Regions from separate parts of the Homo sapiens genome. Here region 1 is linked to region 2. The links are chromatin loops, found by intact Hi-C in ENCODE. Cell type or tissue: K562. All regions are shown on one strand. Links, peaks and the distances in the headings refer to the core of each region. The heading gives the core; the rest is flanking DNA.

Region 1 (2,915 bases), core at 216-2,715, 570 kb before region 2:
AGCATCATATTTGGTTAAGTCAATATTCAAAGATTATATGTTTTGACTATGTAAATGTTATTTACAGCTGAGTTATGTATGGGTTTCATGGTTACATTTTCTTTCCCCGCCCCCTGCATTTTTTTTTTTTTTTTGAGAGAGAGTTTCCCTCTTGTTGCCCAGGCTGGAGTGCAATGACGTGATCTCAGCTCAACACAACCTCCGCCTCTGTGGTTCAAGCGATTCTCCTGCCTCAGCCTCCCGAGTAGCTGGGATTACAGGCATGTGCCACCATGCCCAGCTAATTTTGTATTTTTAGTAGAGACAGGGTTTCTCCATGTTGGTCAGGCTGGTTTCGAACTCCTGACCTCAGATGATCCACCTGCCTCAGCCTCCCAAAGTGCTAGGATTACAGGTGTGAGCTATTGCACCTGGCCTCTTTCCTTTTCTTTAACCACCCCCCTACCCTGGAGTTAATGATTACATTTTTTTGTTTGCTTAGTATTCTTTTGTAATATCACCAGTTTATCCCCAAATTCTGACACAGCTGTCAAACTTTTGTTGGTACAATTATTTATAAATATTAAATATTCTATAAGCTTCTTTTTAATCCTTCCTTCCTTTCTCTTTCTCTTTTCTCTTCTCTTTTCTTCTTCCTTCCTTCCTTCCTTCCTTCCTTCCTTCCTTCCTCTCTCTCTCTCTCTTTCTTTCGAGACAGAATCTCACTCTGTCGCACAGGCTGGAGTGCAGTGGCATGGTCTTGGCTCACTGTAACCTCTGCCTCCCTACCTCAAGCAATTCTCCCACCTCCGCCTCCTAAGTCGCTGGGACTACAGGTGTGTGCCACCACACCTGGCTAATTTTTGTATTTTCAGTAGAGACAGGGTTTTGTCACATTGGCCGGGCTGGTCTTGAACTCCTGACCTCAAGCGATCCGCCCGCTTTGGCCTCCCAAAGTGCTGGGATTACAGGCATGAGCCACCACGCCTGGCCTATAAGCTTCATTTTGGAGGGGAGTCTCTGGGGGCGCTGTCTCTCCTGAACTGGTGATCTCTAACCCTACATTAAACAAGTGTTCTCCTAGAACTTCATTTCATCATCATCTTAGGAATTTCCTTTGCTCCTCTGTGAATCTTGTTCCTTTTTCCCTCACACTGCTTCTTTCTTAGTTTACATCTCCTTGCTTTTGTGGGACATACCAGAACGTGGTTTTTAGAGAGAGAGGGCACATGGGAGGAGGCAGCAGGGTGAAGGTGGGAATGGATGGCTCAGAGGAAACATGCCATATAAGGAAATGTGAAGTTATCACCTGACAGTAATGCAAGGACACCGTGTTGTGTGCTCTTGGAGGTTCTTCCTTCAGAGACAATAAATTTCAACTATACTGGATTTGAAAGGTAAAGCCTTTAAGATAGAGCTTTATATTTTTTGGTGTGCATAACAGGCTTGGATATCTCCTGGAAGACACACTATTCCTCCCCCAAGTACCAAAACACAATCATTAAAGAAGCTGTACTTCACCACATTGACAGAAGAGGGCACCATTAAATGAAGAATCTTGTAAATTAGCCCACATCCACAAAAAGAATTACAAAAAATGGAATAAATCTATGCAAAGCTTCTTAAAGAAAGAGACTCAACACACCTCAAGTGATAAAAATTTTCCACCACTCCAAGGGAGGTAAATACAAAAATGACCATGAAGCAGAGGAAAACTGCAATGCTACACTCCAGACTCAAATAACCTCAAACAAGTATAGACATGTGAAAAGCTATACATATATATACATATATGTGTATATATGTATATATATGTATATATGTGTGTATATATGTATATATTTGAACCTCCCAGGTTCAAACATAAATTTTAGAACTATATTTATTTTTTGAACCTCCCAGGTTCAAGAGATTCTCCTGCCTTAGCCTCCCAAGTAGCTGGGATTACAGGTGGGCGCCATCACACCCAGGGAATTTTTGTATTTTTAGTAGAGACGGGGTTTCACCATGTTGTCCAGACTGGTCTCAAACTCCTAACCTCAAGTGATCCACCTGTCTTGGCCTCCCAGAGTGCTGGGATTACAGGCATGAGCCACTGCGCCTGGCCTGAAAAACTATCTTTAATCAGAAATTAAAATATAAATGGATTTAGAAAAAAATGGGAAGTAATGAACAGTGTGTTGATTGAACTCAGAAAGAAAATAAAAGAAAAAGAAAAATAATCTTAGGATTGAAACATAAATTTTAAGAGGGTACTTATATTGGTTTCCTAGGGCTATCTTAACAGATTACTATAAACTGAGAGCTTGAAACAATAGGAATTTATTTTCCCACAGTTCTGGAGGCCAGAGGTCTCAAATCAAGGGGCTGGCAGGGCTTGTTTCTTCCCGAGGCTCTGAGGGAAGGGTCTGCTCTATCTCTCCTTCATAGCTTCTGGGGGCTGCCAGCAATCCTTGTTGTTCTTTGGTTTATAGATGCGTCACTCTAATCTCCACCTTCCTTCCCACATTACCATCGTTTCTATGTGTCTTCTCTCCTTCTATTCTAAGGATACTTGGAATTGGAATTAGGGCTCAACCAGAAAACCTAGGATGATTTTATCTTGAGATACTTAATTACACCTGCAAAGACCCTTTTTCCAAATAAGATCATATTCCCAGGTTCTGAGTAGACATTTTTGGGGTGTGGGGGTGGGCGTGGTCATCATCACCTCGCTATAGCACCCAAAGGAGAATGTACTCAGATGGAAATTTAATATGGGCACTGAACAAAGGCAAACAAGCAAGAAAATGAAATGAAATAAAGAAGTGAAATGGGTCAGGAAGAAAGTGATTGACAGGGAAGACAGTCCAAAGCAACACTGGTATAACTGGAGTACATGAAGAAGAAATAGCAAACAATGTAACTATCATTTAAAACTATAATTGAACTGTTGA
Region 2 (2,915 bases), core at 177-2,676:
CTGACCAGAAACTAAAAAATGATCTAGTCCCACCCCTCAGTTTACATATGGAAAAACCAAAGCCAAGAGAAGGAAAAGGGCCCTCTCGAGGCCACATAACTAGTTTCAGAGTCAGAACCTCTGTTTTTTGTTTGTTTGTTTTTGTTTTTGTTTTGTTTTTGTTTTTGTTTTTGAGATGGAGTCTTGCTCTGTCACCCAGGCTGGAGTGCAGTGGTGTAATCTTGGCTCACTGCAACCTCTGCCTCCAGGGTTCAAGCGATTCTCCTGCCTCAGCCTCCCAAGTAGCTGGGACTACAGGGGAGCGCCATCACGCCCAGCTAATTTTTGTATTTTTAGTAGAGACGGGATTTCACCACATTCACCAGGATGGTCTCAATCTCTTGACCTTGTGATCCACACGCCTCGGTCTCCCAAATTGCTGTGAGCCACAGCGCCCAGCCGAACCTCTGATTTTTAATTCTATCTTCTCTCCTTGACACAAGTACACTGTGAGGTTCCTTGAATCTCTCTGACCAAGTGGTTGAAATACTCTTGCAAGATTGGCAATTCTTGTCCTGTTCTCTATGTATCCGGCAGTCAGCCAAATCCCATTCCCTGATAAGGGTATTAATCTACAGAGAAAGCTCTGGGGGTTCGTGTGCAGAGATTTGGAGATCCCCAGGTTGGACCTTCATGCTTTGTGTCTTTATCCTTCTGGCTGTGCATTTCCTAATCTTACAAAACAACCAGACCTGTCCTTTATCGCATGCTTCTGGGATGCTTCCGCCCACCAGAGAGAATGCTGTTGTTAAGCTGAGTTCTCCTGCCCTCTGCTGGCTTGACTGATAGAAGGCGCCATCTAAAATTTTAGGGCAGGATTTCATTCATTCTTTTATTTACTCCACCAACTTTCTAAGAGTGTTCACTATTAAAAAGGGTGCTCACTATGCACTATGTTATTGGTGCTGCAGTTGCAGAGAAGCATGCAAAATAAACTCTTCCTTCAAACATTCAATTATTAAACACTTTGTGCCAGTGTCTGGGCTGGGCATTCAGAGACTTGGCTTCAAAAAGAAGTCAAGATTTGGTAGCTTTTATAGATTTTTGTTCTGAGTCATAAAATCAAAGAATCAGCACTAACAGGGACTACAGATACCTTCTAATCCAGTGTATTCATTATAGCTCCTCTAATTAGGTCTAGAGTTCTCTGCACACAGTCCTTGGAGACTGTCAACATGGGGAGGACACCTGTCACAGGGATATTATTTCATTGATTAGGATTCTGCATAAAATCTCACAGAAACAAAGGGTTTCGAGGGGAAACAATGTTCGAAAACTGCAGATTTAATACAAACCCTCCTTTTGCATGTAATCCGAAAGCTTCCCAGCCTCACAAACCTGTACTTACAATCGATGTCACATTTTTAACTGATCTCACTGTTTACTGGCCTAATCCCTTTTTTTTTTTTCACCCATATCTCACTTTCTTTGCAAGGTCACCTTCTGGCCATGAGGCGGGGAGAGCTCCAAAGGAGGTTTTGCATGAGTTGAGCGCTCCCTCTTGTGGCTGTCCAGGATATTGCTTCTGTGCCTGGCCAGAGCTCCCTTGGTCCCAGGTCAATCCCAATGTTATGCCCAGAACTGAGGACGATTCCCTGATCCACAGCCCTCTTCATGCTGCTGTAAAGTGCCAGGGTGGAGTCTCATACACCGGTGGCTTTCAAACTTTTTGATGGGAACTTATGTGGGAAAGACATTTTACATCATGACCCAGTGCACTCATGCATGCCCACACATACATTTCTCAAAACAATATTTACCTTTATTTCTTACAATAAACTATGCTATTCCAATTATTTTCTATTTTGTTTATTTTTCTGTTTAATGCAGGTTGTAACTTGGTCATTAAGTGTGTGATCCACTCCTGAGTCACCAACATGAGTTTGGAATGCACTGCCTTGAGCCATGACCCACCTGCATGCACTCGGCTGGCACTTGGACCTTCTAGGCTGCCATTCTCTCCATGGCTACTCATTCCTAAAGAGTCACATGACAACAGTCCTTGCTGCCCTGGGATGCTGGAACTCCCCTCTTCTCTTATTTCTCTCCTCTGCCTTCCATCTTTTTAGAGGGTCTCACCGCAGAGCTGCTTAGGTCCCTGGTTGTTAAGACAGTGGTGTTTACCAAGAGCAGTGGGCTGAATGGTGGCCCACAAAAGACATGTCCACATTTTAACTCCAGGAACCTGTGAATGCAACTTTATTTAGGAAGAAAACAAAAGGATCTGTGCAGATATAAGTAAGTTGAGGATCTTCAGATAAGAGCATCCTGGATTATCCAGGTAGATCCTAAATCCAAAGATAAGGATACTTACAAGAGACAGAAGAGAAGACACAGACACAGAGACGAAGGCCACGTGAAGTCAGACACAGAGTGAAGGGACACAACCACAAGCCAAGGAATGCCTGGAGCCACCAGGAGCAAGAAGACACAAGGAATAATTCTACCCTATAGGGTAAGATTGGAAAGAGTGTGGCCTTGCTGACACCTCGATTTCAGATTTCTGTCCCCCAGAACTGCAAGAGAATACATTTGCCTTGTTTTAAGCTACTCGTTTGTGGCAATTTATTACAGCAGCCACAGGAAACACATATAGCCACACCTATCATTTCCCCAAGCTCCAAGGGGATCAGACAGAGCTGGATTTGAGTCTGTTCCACACCATACCCGGGACCACTGCTCCTTTCCAAACCCCAAGCTTTTACATAGAGTCGGGCCCATTCTACCAAACACCTTCTTCTTAAATATTAGATTAGACTAAGAAACTCTAGAGTCTGCTCTTGTGATGTTGCTCCTATTGCAAGACCCCACTTCACCACCCTCCCTTCTGGAAGACATGCTTCGGTCAGCTAAACCCCAACTGTGGACACGTTGGA

Evidence for each region. Hi-C counts contacts between places; a loop is a spot of excess contacts. Peaks named below come from ENCODE experiments on the same cell type or tissue, not always from the same donor. Only the 100,000 strongest peaks of a DNase experiment are listed, where the experiment ranks them.
Region 1: a loop joins it to region 2, with 18 times the contacts of the local background. A loop is called at or near these places in 13 of 110 quality-filtered maps.

What each region holds. Positions count from the first base shown.
Region 1 is chr3:187,111,886-187,114,800 of GRCh38, forward strand. No RefSeq gene overlaps it. Among named protein-coding and RNA genes, the nearest start is that of RPL39L, 26 kb to the right of the region's middle. In K562, for the core only: a CTCF peak has its summit at 1,514 (motif pointing right); no DNase peak of the experiment used is centred there.
Region 2 is chr3:187,678,267-187,681,181 of GRCh38, forward strand. No RefSeq gene overlaps it. Among named protein-coding and RNA genes, the nearest start is that of SST, 9.3 kb to the left of the region's middle. In K562, for the core only: CTCF peaks have their summits at 813 (motif pointing left) and 1,542 (motif pointing left); DNase peaks (open chromatin) are centred at 785 and 1,505.